Linked DNA regions of Homo sapiens: region 1 is linked to region 2. A link is a loop called in an ENCODE intact Hi-C map of the cell type or tissue named here. Cell type or tissue: ascending aorta. All regions are shown on one strand. Each heading gives the region's core, and the rest is flanking DNA. Links, peaks and the distances in the headings are about the cores only.

The links. Hi-C counts contacts between places; a loop is a spot of excess contacts. Peaks named below come from ENCODE experiments on the same cell type or tissue, not always from the same donor. Only the 100,000 strongest peaks of a DNase experiment are listed, where the experiment ranks them.
Region 1: it touches region 2 in a loop (2.9-fold over the local background); 3 of 110 quality-filtered maps call a loop at or near these places.

Annotation. Positions count from the first base shown.
Region 1 is chr15:55,053,453-55,056,377 of GRCh38, reverse strand. No RefSeq gene overlaps it. Among named protein-coding and RNA genes, the nearest start is that of RSL24D1, 140 kb to the left of the region's middle. In ascending aorta, for the core only: no CTCF peak of the experiment used is centred there; no DNase peak of the experiment used is centred there.
Region 2 is chr15:54,993,811-54,996,735 of GRCh38, reverse strand. No RefSeq gene overlaps it. Among named protein-coding and RNA genes, the nearest start is that of RSL24D1, 200 kb to the left of the region's middle. In ascending aorta, for the core only: no CTCF peak of the experiment used is centred there; no DNase peak of the experiment used is centred there.

The sequences.
Region 1 (2,925 bases), core at 271-2,770, 60 kb before region 2:
ATTATCTAACCAGCGAAAAGAGATCAGTTTTCTTCTGAGAAGCATTCAGCATCCGATTAAATATTTTAAATTGCTTTATGAAAAATTTCAGCCTGGATTTTCTGTAATTTAGTTTATAATAATCACTGAGGGAGATCTGACAATGGTTAAGTCTCCAAAAGCTTTTCCTGGTTATTTCAGAACGATCTGATTTTCTTCTTGCTTTTGGGAGAAAGTGTCTATTGTGGGAAATGCTCCTAAAATGAGGTGTAAGCTGGGAAGGGTTGCCTCAGGTTTTGTGTTAATTGATAATAAGCGAACAGCTCATACAAGTTTATTAATTTCTTTGTTCATTCAACATATTTACTGAAGCATTACCATGTGCCAGAGTCTGTACTGGGCCCTCAGTATGGATATGAATTAGACACAGTCTAGTTTTCAGGGAGATTCTAGTGTAGTAGGATAGACAGATATGTAAATATCATGTGAACTAAGTGCATTAGTACAACAAAATGTCACAATGCTGTTATAATCTATTTGTGCTGCTATTACATAATAGTTGAGACTGGGTACTTAAGAAAGAACACTTTTTTTTTTTTTCACAGTTCTAGCGGTTTGGAAGTCCAAGATCAAGGAGCTAGCATCTGGTGATGGTCTTCTTGTTGTATCCTCACAGGGTGGAAGGCAGAAGGGCATATGATCTGAACTCTGTGTGAAGCCTCTTTTGTAAGGGTCTTAATCTCATTCATAAGAAGAGGAGCCTCATGACCTAATTGCTTCTTAAAGGCTCCACCTTCTAATACTGTTATATTGGTAACACCTGAATTTTGGAGGCGGCACTTTTAAAACATTGAAGATGCTATTGAAGCATCTGCATGGTACACAATGTGGGTGAAGTGGGAGCAAGCATATGATTTTATCATTAGGAAATGGGGGTGCATACTTGATGTCCTTGTAAGTTCTAATCAAGAGTAGCAGACATATGAATGAAAAAGCATTCTGAAGGAGGCTTGGTATCATCCATACCTTAGTCCAATAACCCCTAAATATTTATGGAGTGTCTATCATAAGCTAAGAACTCTCTGATGGTCAAAAATTGATGAGAGAATGATAAAATAAAAAGGAGAGCAATTACAAGAGACTTGAAGAAGCAGGATATTTTTTCCTCCCAAAATAATAGAGAATAGGGAAATAAAGAGGTAATAAAAATTCTAGGGAGTCTAATATTAAATATTTACTTGGTATGGGCTGAAAGCTTTGTCATACTCTGGTCAGGTGTATCAAATTTGACACGATAACCCCATAAGTGTAAAAATATGAGATATCTTTTGTAGTGTTTTTTACAGTGGTAAAAACAGAATATGTGACTTAAAAAAATAATCTAGGCTTTATAAGTCCATGAGGAACAGCTGAAATCTCAAGTGGTTCATATATTTCTTTGACAAAGAAAAGATGTTATTTTCCATAATAGTCATTTCAAGCTGAAGGAGCACTAGTTGATTATTAATGTGGGAAAAATAATAACTGTGGAAAAACAGGCAAAAGAATAGAAATAGGTCACAGAAAATAAATATAAATGGATTATACAAATATAAAAAATATTCAGCATTACTTACAGCAAAAACAAAAACAAAAAACAAAAAACCATGCAAATCCAAGCAAGGAGATACTTATCAGGTTACCAACATTTAGATATTTGATAATATCCAGTGTGAAGGGCACAGAAACTGCCAATGTCAAATATTATGAATGAGAGAAAAATGGGTATAATGATTTTAGAGGGCAGTTGGATGCTATGTAACAAAACTGAAAATGTACACACATCTTTTAACCTAGTAATTCCACACCTAGAAATTTATTCTAAGAGAAGTGTTTAAATAAGTGATATACAAAGATGTTTCTCCAGCTTTGTTTCTAACAGCAATAGCAAAAAATGTCTATCAATTGGAGATCATTTAAGTAAATTATGGTTGATTCATAATTTGAATCAATATGGCTGATTTGAATATGTTTGAGTCTATGGAATATTGGCTAAAGAGAAAGATGTAAATATATTTGTGCTAACATAGAAAGATCTCTACCATTAACAAGCAAGATGGAGAGCTGTATGTAACATGCTTGTAAACAGTATTTTAACAGATACACAAGAAACCGCTAGCATTGGTTCTCTGGGTTGTGGAAATGGGAGGATTTGGATTAAGATGAAGATTTAATTTTATTGTATGCATTGGATTGTTTTACTTGTTTTCTTATATGTATGTGTTAATTTTTCCAATTAAAAACAAAAATAATTTAGACAGTAGACAGAGGAGCTCAGTAGCCTGGTATTCACTGTAAAATACTATGTCAGAAGTCTCTTTGTGGTCTAAAAATAGAAAAGTCTATCAACTTAGGCATTTTTATCTCTAATAACATTTCTAGTTATATTTCCTGGTTCTGGAGCTCCATTGAACCAGGGAGAGTTCATCAAGGTCTACCACATGCTCAAAGCCGACCCTAAGAGAAGAATATTTTACTGAGTGACTATGATGAAATGCTAGGATGGGTCTCTAAGATGGAGGAGATAGGATTGTGGTATTACTTGTTTTATTTTATTGACTTAAAAACATGTCATTTAAAGGGGAGCAACTAAACATCACCTAGTTAGTACTCTTGTCAAAAATCTAAGCATGAGGAAACAAGCAAATAGAAATTTAGGGATATTCTACAAAAAAACAACTTGTCTTCTTAAAAAAAAAAACCAATGTCATAAAACTAAAAAAAGGAAGGATTTATAATAAAGGGAACTAAAGAAACATTAAATGTAGTGTGTGATGCTTGATTGAATCCTGGGTTTATGTGACATTATAGGTACAATTGAAGAAATTTATATGGATTGCATATTAAGTAATCATATTGTGTTTATATAAAAATCTGAAGTGTAATTGTCGCATTCTAGTTATGTAG
Region 2 (2,925 bases), core at 175-2,674:
AGTGAGAAGATGTGGTATTTGGTTTTCTTTTCCTGTGTTCGTTTGCTGAGGATGATGGCTTCCAGCTTCATCCATGTCCCTGCAAAGGACATGATCTCATTCCTTTTTGTGGCTGCATAGTATTCCATGGTGTATATGTGCCATATTTTCTTTCTCCAGTCTATCATTGATGGGCATTTGGGTTGGGTCCATGTCTTTGCTATTGTGAAAAGTGCTGCAGTAAACACATATGTGCATGTATCTTTATAGTAGAATGACTTATATTGCTTTGGGTATATACCCAGTAATGGGATTGCTGGGTCAAATGATATTTCTGGTTCTAGATCCTTGAGGAGTCGCCACACTGTCTTTCACAATGTTTGAACTAATTTACATTCCCACCAACAACATAAAAGCATTCCTGTTTCTCCACAGCCTTGCCAGGATCTGTTGTTTCTTGACTTTTTAATAATTGCCATTCTGACTGGCCTGAGATGGTATCTCATTGTTGTTTTGATTTGCATTTTTCTAATGATCAGTGATGTTGAGCTTTTTAAAATATGTTTGTTGGCTGTATAAATGTCATCTTTTGAGAAGTGTCTGTTTATATACTTTGCCCACTTTTGGATGGGGTTGTTTTTTTCTTGTATATTTGTTTAAGTTCCTTGTAAAGTCTGGATATTAGACCTTTGTCAGATGGGTAGATTGCAAAACTTTTCTCCCATTCTATAGATTGCCTGTTCACTCTGATGATAGTTTCTTTTGCTGTGCAGAAGCTCTTTAGATTAATTAGATCCCATTTGTCAATTTTAGCTTTTGTTGCAGTTGCTTTTGGCATTTTTGTCATGAAGTCTTTGCTCATGCCTATGTCCTGAATGGTATTGCCTAGGTTTTCTTCTAGGGCTTTTATGGTTTTAGGTCTTACATTTAAATCTTTAATCCATGTTGAGTTAATTTTTGTATAAGATATAAGGAAGGGGTCCAGTTTCTGTTTTCTGCATATGGCTAGCCAGTTTTCCCAGCACCATTTATTAAATAGGGAATCCTTTCCCCATTGCTTGTTTTTGTCAGGTTTGTTGAAGAACAGATGACTTTAGATGTGTGGTCTTATTTCTGAGGTCTCTATTCTATTCCCTTGGTCTATATGTCTGTTCTTGGACCAGTATCATGCTGTTTTGTTTACTGTAGCCTTGTAGTATAGTTTGGAGTCATGTAGTGTAATGCCTCCAGCTTTGTTCTTTTGCTTAGGATTGTCTTGGCTATGTGGCCTGTTTTTTAGTTCCATGTGAATTTTAAAGTAGTTTTTTCTAATTCTTGAAGAATGTCAATGGTAGTTTGATGGGAATAGCAATGAATCTATAAATTACTTACTTTGGGCAGTATGGCCATTTTCATGATACTGATTCTTCCTATCCATGAGGATGGAATTTTTTTCCATTTGTTTGTGTACTCTCTTACTCTCTTATGTCCTTGAGCAGTGGTTTGTAGTTCTTCTTGAAGAGGTCCTTCACATACCTTATTAGCTGTATTCCTAGGTATTTTATTCTCTTTGTAGCAGTTGTGAATGAGAGTTCATTCATGATTTGGCTCTCTGCTTGTCTGTTGTTGGTGTATAGGAACACATGTGCTTGCACATTGATTTTGTATCCTCAGACTTTGCTGAAGTTGCTTATCAGCTTACAGAGATTTTGGGCTGAGATGATGGGGTTTTCTAAATATAGGATTATGTCATCTGCAAACAGAGACAATTTGACTTCCTCTCTTCCTATCTCAATACCCTTTATTTCCTGCCTGATTGCCCTGGCCAGAACTTCCAATACTATGTTGAATAGGAGTGGTGAGAGAGGGCATCCTTGTCTTGTGCTGGTTTTCAAAGAGAATGCTTCCAGCTTTTGCTCATTCAGTATGATATTGGCTGTGAGATTTTCATAAATAGATTTTATTATTTTAAGATATGTTCCATCAATACCTAGTTTGTTGAGAGTTTTTAACATGAAGGGATGTTTTATTTTATTGGAGGCCTTTTCTGCATCTATTGAGATAATCATGTGGTTTTTGTTGTTGGTTCTGTTTATGTAACCGATTATGTTTATTGATATGTGTATGTTGAACCCATTTGCATCCCAGGGAGGAAGCTGACTTGATTGTGGTGGATAAACTTTTTGATGTGCTGCTGGATTTGGTTTGCTAGTATTTTATTGAGGATTTTCGCATCAATGTTCATCAGGGATATTGACCTGAATTTGTGTGTGTGTGTGTGTGTGTGTGTGTGTGTGTGTGTGTGTGTGTGTGTGTCTGCCAGGTTTTAGTATCAGGATGATACCTCATAAAATGAGTTAGGGAGGAGTCCTCCTTTTCAACCGTTTGAAATAGTTTCAGAAGGAAACTACCAGCTCCTCTTTGTACCTCTGGTAGAATTCAGCTGTGAATCCATCTGGTCCTGGGCTTTTCTTGGTTGGTAGGCTATTGATTACTGCCTCAATTTCAGAACTTGTTATTGGTCTATTCAGGGATTTGACTTCCTCCTGGTTTAGTTTTGGGAGGGTGTATGTGTGCAGGAATTTATCAATTTCTTCTAGATTTTCTAGTCTATTTCTACAAACTATCATCAGAGAATGTGGGGTCAGCAGTGATATTTTTCTATATCATTTTTTATTGCATCTATTTCATTCTTCTTTCTTTTCTTCTTTATTAGTCTAGCTAGTGGTCTATCTATTTTATTTTTTATTTTTTTCAAAAACCCAGCTGCTGGATTCATTGATTTTTTTTTGAAGGGTTTTTCATGTCTCTATCTCCTCCTGTTCCACTTTGATCTTCGTTATTTCTTGTCTTCTGCTAGCTTTTGGATTTGTTTGCTCTTGCTTCTCTAGTTCCTTTAATTGTGATGTTAGTGTGTCGATTTGAGATCTTTCTAGCTTTCTGATGTAGGCATTAATTGCTATAAAT